Regions from separate parts of the Homo sapiens genome. Here region 2 is linked to region 1. The links are chromatin contacts, found by Hi-C or POLR2A ChIA-PET in ENCODE. All regions are on one chromosome and are shown on one strand. Each heading gives the region's core, a stretch centred on a gene start or an enhancer-like site at or near the end of the contact. The rest is flanking DNA. Distances are from core to core; before and after follow the strand shown.

The links. A loop is a pair of places that touch in the nucleus more often than their neighbours do. ChIA-PET counts read pairs that join two places held with the same protein, here RNA polymerase II (POLR2A). Pooled maps may share reads with other maps.
Region 2: a map of sigmoid colon shows a loop between it and region 1 (8-fold over the local background). The contact joins the promoter of HPGD here to the enhancer-like site in region 1. A Hi-C loop is called at or near these places in 4 of 168 maps with a recorded cell type or tissue (Caco-2, MCF 10A, natural killer cell and 1 more) and 4 of 50 pooled maps. POLR2A ChIA-PET finds 5 or more read pairs at or near these places in 4 of 52 experiments (Caco-2, GM12878, MCF 10A and 1 more).

What each region holds. Positions count from the first base shown.
Region 1 is chr4:174,456,346-174,459,369 of GRCh38, forward strand. No RefSeq gene overlaps it. Among named protein-coding and RNA genes, the nearest start is that of MIR4276, 34 kb to the left of the region's middle. Within about 2 kb of position 1,351, at least 2 of the 41 ENCODE cell types and tissues checked have a DNase peak (open chromatin) inside an H3K27ac peak, as active enhancers do; they include sigmoid colon, where a contact is called at or near this core.
Region 2 is chr4:174,521,238-174,523,737 of GRCh38, forward strand. HPGD (15-hydroxyprostaglandin dehydrogenase) reads right to left here and starts at 1,251. Exons shown (of 7, transcript NM_000860.6): 1 at 1,122-1,251; 2 at 707-830. The coding sequence starts at 1,214. It overlaps LOC105377548 (a long non-coding RNA gene), which reads left to right and starts at 1,376. Exons shown (of 7, transcript XR_007058492.1): 1 at 1,376-1,892; 2 at 2,148-2,184.

The sequences.
Region 1 (3,024 bases), core at 101-2,600:
TACTGAAGAATTTGCTCCTTTAAGATTTTAGCAAATATAATATTCTAAAGCTGTCACTTGGGCAATCAAAGCTTCTGTCTTTGAAGTAGAGATTTTCAGAGAGAAATAAAAAATAAGATCCGGAGTTTGCCTCATGCCATTTTTAAAAGTTCTTTCTGGTAAGTACTTCACACACTTTGCAGAAATTGGATTCAGATCCTTTGGCTATAAGAAGGAAGCATAATTATCAACTGGCCACGGGACCATTATAAGAATGATGACTTGTGTGTTTAAGCTGACTTTCTGAATTTTAATTTTTGGCATCATACTTACAAATGTTTTGTTAGAGATCAATAAACAAATGTAAATTGATCTTTCTTCTGAGACTGGGATTTTTTGCTACACTCTATTTGATTTAGTAACTCTAAGTTTCTTTTCTGGATTGTATGACTAGTTTTTATGGTGGGAGTGCGGATGTGGAGTGGAGAGTGATGAGGAAAATTGACTCTGTAGTTCCGGTGGCTCAATAAACTTTGATATTCCACCAGATTTAGTCCATTTTGCCAGAACCCCAGTGGAGAAGAACAGGCTTCTGGTGACTGAGCTAATCTGAAACCTAGAAGCCTAAACAGTATAATTTAAAATATATTCTGATTAAATAAAATAAAAGTAAAAGGTCAGAATTTCAAACATAGAAGGATTTGACATTAATCTACTGGTAAATTGGTACTGTACTTGAAATGAGGCTTGAATGGTGCTTTTTTTTTCCCCCTGAAATCAAATCATAGACATATAAAACAGGATTTTTCATTTCTAAAAACTATGCAAAGCATTACATTTTCTTAATATTATAACTTTACACACAAAAGCATTTTCTCAAAATAAAATACTAGATCAATAACAAGTGGTAGTTATACACCTTCATTTAATACCTTTCTCTCTTTCTGTCTCAGACAGAAAGAAATGAAAACATTTAAGGCTTTTATTCTGTAGGAGGAAAACATCTTTCCCAAAGTGATTTTACAAAGATTTTCTTTCAAGCTACTCCATAAATATTTGGAAACCTCCCCTAAATCAAGTAATCTTTTATTTGACATATCAGAAAAAAGGCAGCCAAAGATGTAGTAGACAGATAGCAGAATGGAAGGGAAAAGAATGGCCCTATTGCTTTAGGAGAAGCCAAGTGTATTAAATAAGAGCTAAACCAGCTTTGGTTATGTCTGGATGCAATTCTAGTACTTAATCATTGCTTTTTTTTTGTTTGTTTCCAGTGAGACAAGTAGACATTTTTTACGAAGCTGGTTTGTTTCCAGTTTGGATGGAAAGTGCAGCATAAGTATCATGCAAATATCTTGTACGGACTAATCGCCAAGAAAATCACTGACTCGCAGGATACGGTGGAGTGAGGCTGTAGGGAAAGAGAGTAGGGAGGCAAGCTGTAAGGTTTAAAATATGGCATCCATTCGGGTTGTTTGTAGCAAGCTTCTGGCCTAAAAGCTCTTCTTGTGCTAGGACATGTTCTGATTACTTTGCCAAGTGTTGGTGTCAGGGTTCATAGTCATATAAATACGCAGTCCAAGCTTTAAGACAGAATTCATAAACACTCTCTACACAGTACTGGCATGGGGGGAAGTAAGTGCGGTTAGTTTGGGGATAATTTTTGTCACTCTACTACTCTTTCCTCATCTTTACCTGTCCTTATCATCTGTTCCCCACTCAGACCTGCTTCCTCTACAGGTCGTCACACACTAGAAAACTCTTTCTTTCAGGACTTTCCTTGACCTAATAATACATATATTCCATTTCCTTAAGGTTCTTATCTCTGTTGAAGCTAATCTGATAAACTAATATCTGCTGAGTTGTTTAATAACAAATAACTTCTACCTTGCCCATCTAAGAATATAATTTTAAATATTAACATCTTGCTAAGCTTTATCTCAAAAGAATGACTAAGATTGAGTATTTTATATAATAGAGCAGCTGATTAGTACAGAGAAAATATTAGACTAAGCAACCCTGAAATGAGTTGCTTTTTGGGCTATTTTTTAACCAGGGCTTTCAAAGTTGGCATCAAACACTTATAAAAAGCAGTTGAATGAGCTACTAAATATATGCAACATTGAAAGAGTGCTTGGTCCTAATTAACTCATAGTTTTTTCCACTTCGTATTTTTTTCTTAACTTTAAAATATTTAATTGGCAAACAAAAATTGTATATATTCAAAGTACATAGTGTGATGATTTGATACACCTACACATTTTGTAATGATTACTGCAATCAAATTAATAAACACATCCATCATCACCCATAGCTACCTTTTGTGTGTGTGTGTGAATGTGTGGTGAGGTTCACTTAAAATATGCTCTCTTATCAAATCTCAAATATACAATAAAGTACAGTAATTAACTATAGTCACCATGCTGTATGTTAGATCCCCAGAACTTGTTCATCTTATAACTGAAAGTTTGTCGTTTTGACTAACATGTCCACATTTTCCCCACACTCCAGCCTCCGGCAACCACCCATTCTACTCTCTGCTTCTGTGAATTCAACTTTTGAAGATTCCACATACAAGTGAGATCATTCAGTATTTGCAGTATTTGTCTTTCTGTTCCTAGCTAATTCCACTAAGCATAATGTCCTTCAAGTTCATCCATATTGTTGCAAAAGGCAGGATTTCCTTTTTTAATGACTGAATAATACTCCATTGTGTGTGTGTGTACATTTTCTTTACCTTTCAATGAACACTTACATTGTTTATGTAGCTCGTCTATTGTGAATAACATTGCAATGAACACAGGAGTATAGATATCTCTTCCAAATACTGATTTTATTTCCTTTGTTTACATACCCAGAAGAGAGATTGCTGGTACATGTGGTAGTTCTATTTTTAATTTTTTGAGGAACGTCCATACTGTTTTCAAAATGGTTGTATCAATTTACAGTCCCATTAACAGTATACAAGGGTTCCCTTTTCTCCACGTTCTTGCCAACACTTGTTATCTCTTGTTTTTTCTATGACAATCATGCTAACAGATGTGAGGT
Region 2 (2,500 bases), core at 1-2,500, 65 kb after region 1:
AACAGCTTTATAATCAAAGCTGTTTATTGTGTATGCCAATATTGTCCCTGATACTTCACAAGTAGATTGGTCTATTTTAAGTGAGTAGCCGGAAACAGGAAAGCATTGAGGAAAGGCTGATAGAGATGTTTCTACTACAATTCTAACATTGTATACTTTATTATGATTACTATTATTATTATTTTAAAGTACTGTCTCATTGGGGAAAAAGCCGGAGAAAACATATGGTCAAAAGCATCTAGCACTTCTGTGATGATGCTCCTTGAACTTGTATTCTGATATGTTTAAACGAAAAACACTGCCACATTTGATTGTCATTGGACTCCAGCTTTCTGGGAGAAGTTGTTTGTCAACAGTACCTTACTTAACCTACTTTAATTTTCCAAGTTTTGTCTGCAATTTCAATCATTTAATAATTACTGCAGCAGCACTGTCTTTGAATACATAAAGGAATTTTGATTACATTAATGCTGCCAAATGACTACAATAAAAGGATTTCTCCAGCAGTCTTGCCTTTCTTTCGGTTTTACAGCTATTGGGCTGTCAGAAGGAAACGTATCAGTCCAAACTGTCTTTTGGAGCTTCAAGGTAGCTGCTCTCGAGGAGGCAGCGGAGGCGGCACCCAGGGCCCCCTGGCCGGGCTGCCTTCAGGTTGTTGCTTGTTGAGAGCACGTTCCCAGTTGACAGATTGATTCCCCTGTCTTACCTCTCAGTTGTTGCTGGTCAGCCACATCGCACTGGATGAACAGAGTCTTCTGAGGTTCAAACTGCTCATCCAGGGCAGCTTTACACTGTACACCTGCTTCAAGATTCCAATCCACCAGCGCTACCTATAGACAAGAGGAGAGGAATCGCGGGCCTGCGCAGCTCACGAAATAGACGGACAAACAATAAACACACAAGAGGCTCCCCTCCTGGACCTGAAATTTGGCAATTAGGTTTGGGTTCCCTCCCAGCCACTTCTGAGGTGTGCTCACAGCCTCAGCTTCAGCAAATTTTGGAAGTGGCAAAGTGGGCACGCCGGGCGCGGCCTCCCTGTCTCCGCCAGTGCACCTCGGGCGGCGGGGCGAGTCTCGGAGTGTGTGGGCAGAGAAATTTCCGCGGCTGGGCGCCGGGCTTACCTTGGCGCCCTTAAGCAGCAGCGCCTCTGCAAAGGCTCTGCCTATGCCCTGAGCCGCGCCGGTCACCAGCGCCACTTTGCCGTTCACGTGCATGGTGCAGCCACTGCTGGGGCGGGCGGTGGGCGAGCTCCGCGTCTCCGCGCGGCCGCGGCTTTTATGCCCCCCTGCGCGCGCGCGCGTGCAGCCCGGCGGGGCGCTCCCCTGCCAGTGGGCGGGGAGGAAACTGTCAAGCCAGCGCCCGCCGGGGAACCCACGACTGTGTCACCTGCCCCCTGAGCGTTCTGGAGCGCCAAGCTTCGCGATCTTTGCCTTCCGGACTCGCAGACCGGCTCAAAGCCTCCCCTCAGCCTCTGGCTCCGTGATTGGCAGGCAGCTGACAGAAGAAAAGTTAAAAGGTTATTTCTGAAGAAGAGTTTCCTTCAGTGCCCTAAAGACCAACTGGATAGAAGGAGAGCGGAGCAGAGGCTTGGAAGCTTGGATCCCTCCTCCTGCACTCCCTCCCGGCCCCGACTCCGGAACAAAACAAGCAAACAATAAAGCAAACTTGTTGCTCTTTTGTCTCAAAGTTTTGTGTGAGTTCCCATCTCGTAATCAGTGGGGTTGAGGGTGACGGGGAGCAGAAGTAACTAATATCATTGTGTTTTCTTAGTTACATTTTGGACAAATTTTTACGGATACTGGAGATGAGAAGTGGACTCTGCTCTGTCCTGAAAACCTGGAATCATAACATTTCATGGCTAGGACTAGAGTGTCCTTGGCGCTGTGTTTCTGGTCAGTGTCAATTGTGTGTCATATTGAGATGCCCCCACAAAAACTGTCATCATCAACAGGCGCTCCAGAGCCGCTGGTAGCCTACCAAATTGTTGGCTCAATGGAATGCTTACTTGTTGAAATACACCAACTTTGGAAGCTCTGAGTCAAGTTTGGGACAGAGGTTCCTTGCTCTCCAGGAACTCCAGGGCTAGCTGTATGCGGACTTGCATAAATAACAAGGGCTATTCCACTGACTTTGTCTCTTTTTCTCAGGTTGTCAGCGGCAGGCTGCAATTTTAATTCTGTAAACGTAAGTGGTTGGCTTTTTTTTTTTTTTTTTTTTTTTAATCTTGAGACAAGATCTCGCTCTGTCTGTTTGGCTAGAATGCAGTGGCATAATCCCAGCTCGCTGCAACCTCAATCTCCAGGGCTCAAGCGACCCTCCCACCTTGGACTCCCAAAGAGTGCTAAGATTACAGGCATGAGCCACTATGCCCAGCTGGCATTTATTTTCTTAAAGAAAAAAAAAATCTAAATACTTGGGGGAAATGGGAGTTGAGCAAAAGACTGACACTAACAGCAGAATGAATCATTTTTATATCTTCTTTACCTTCTTTACTGGGAAA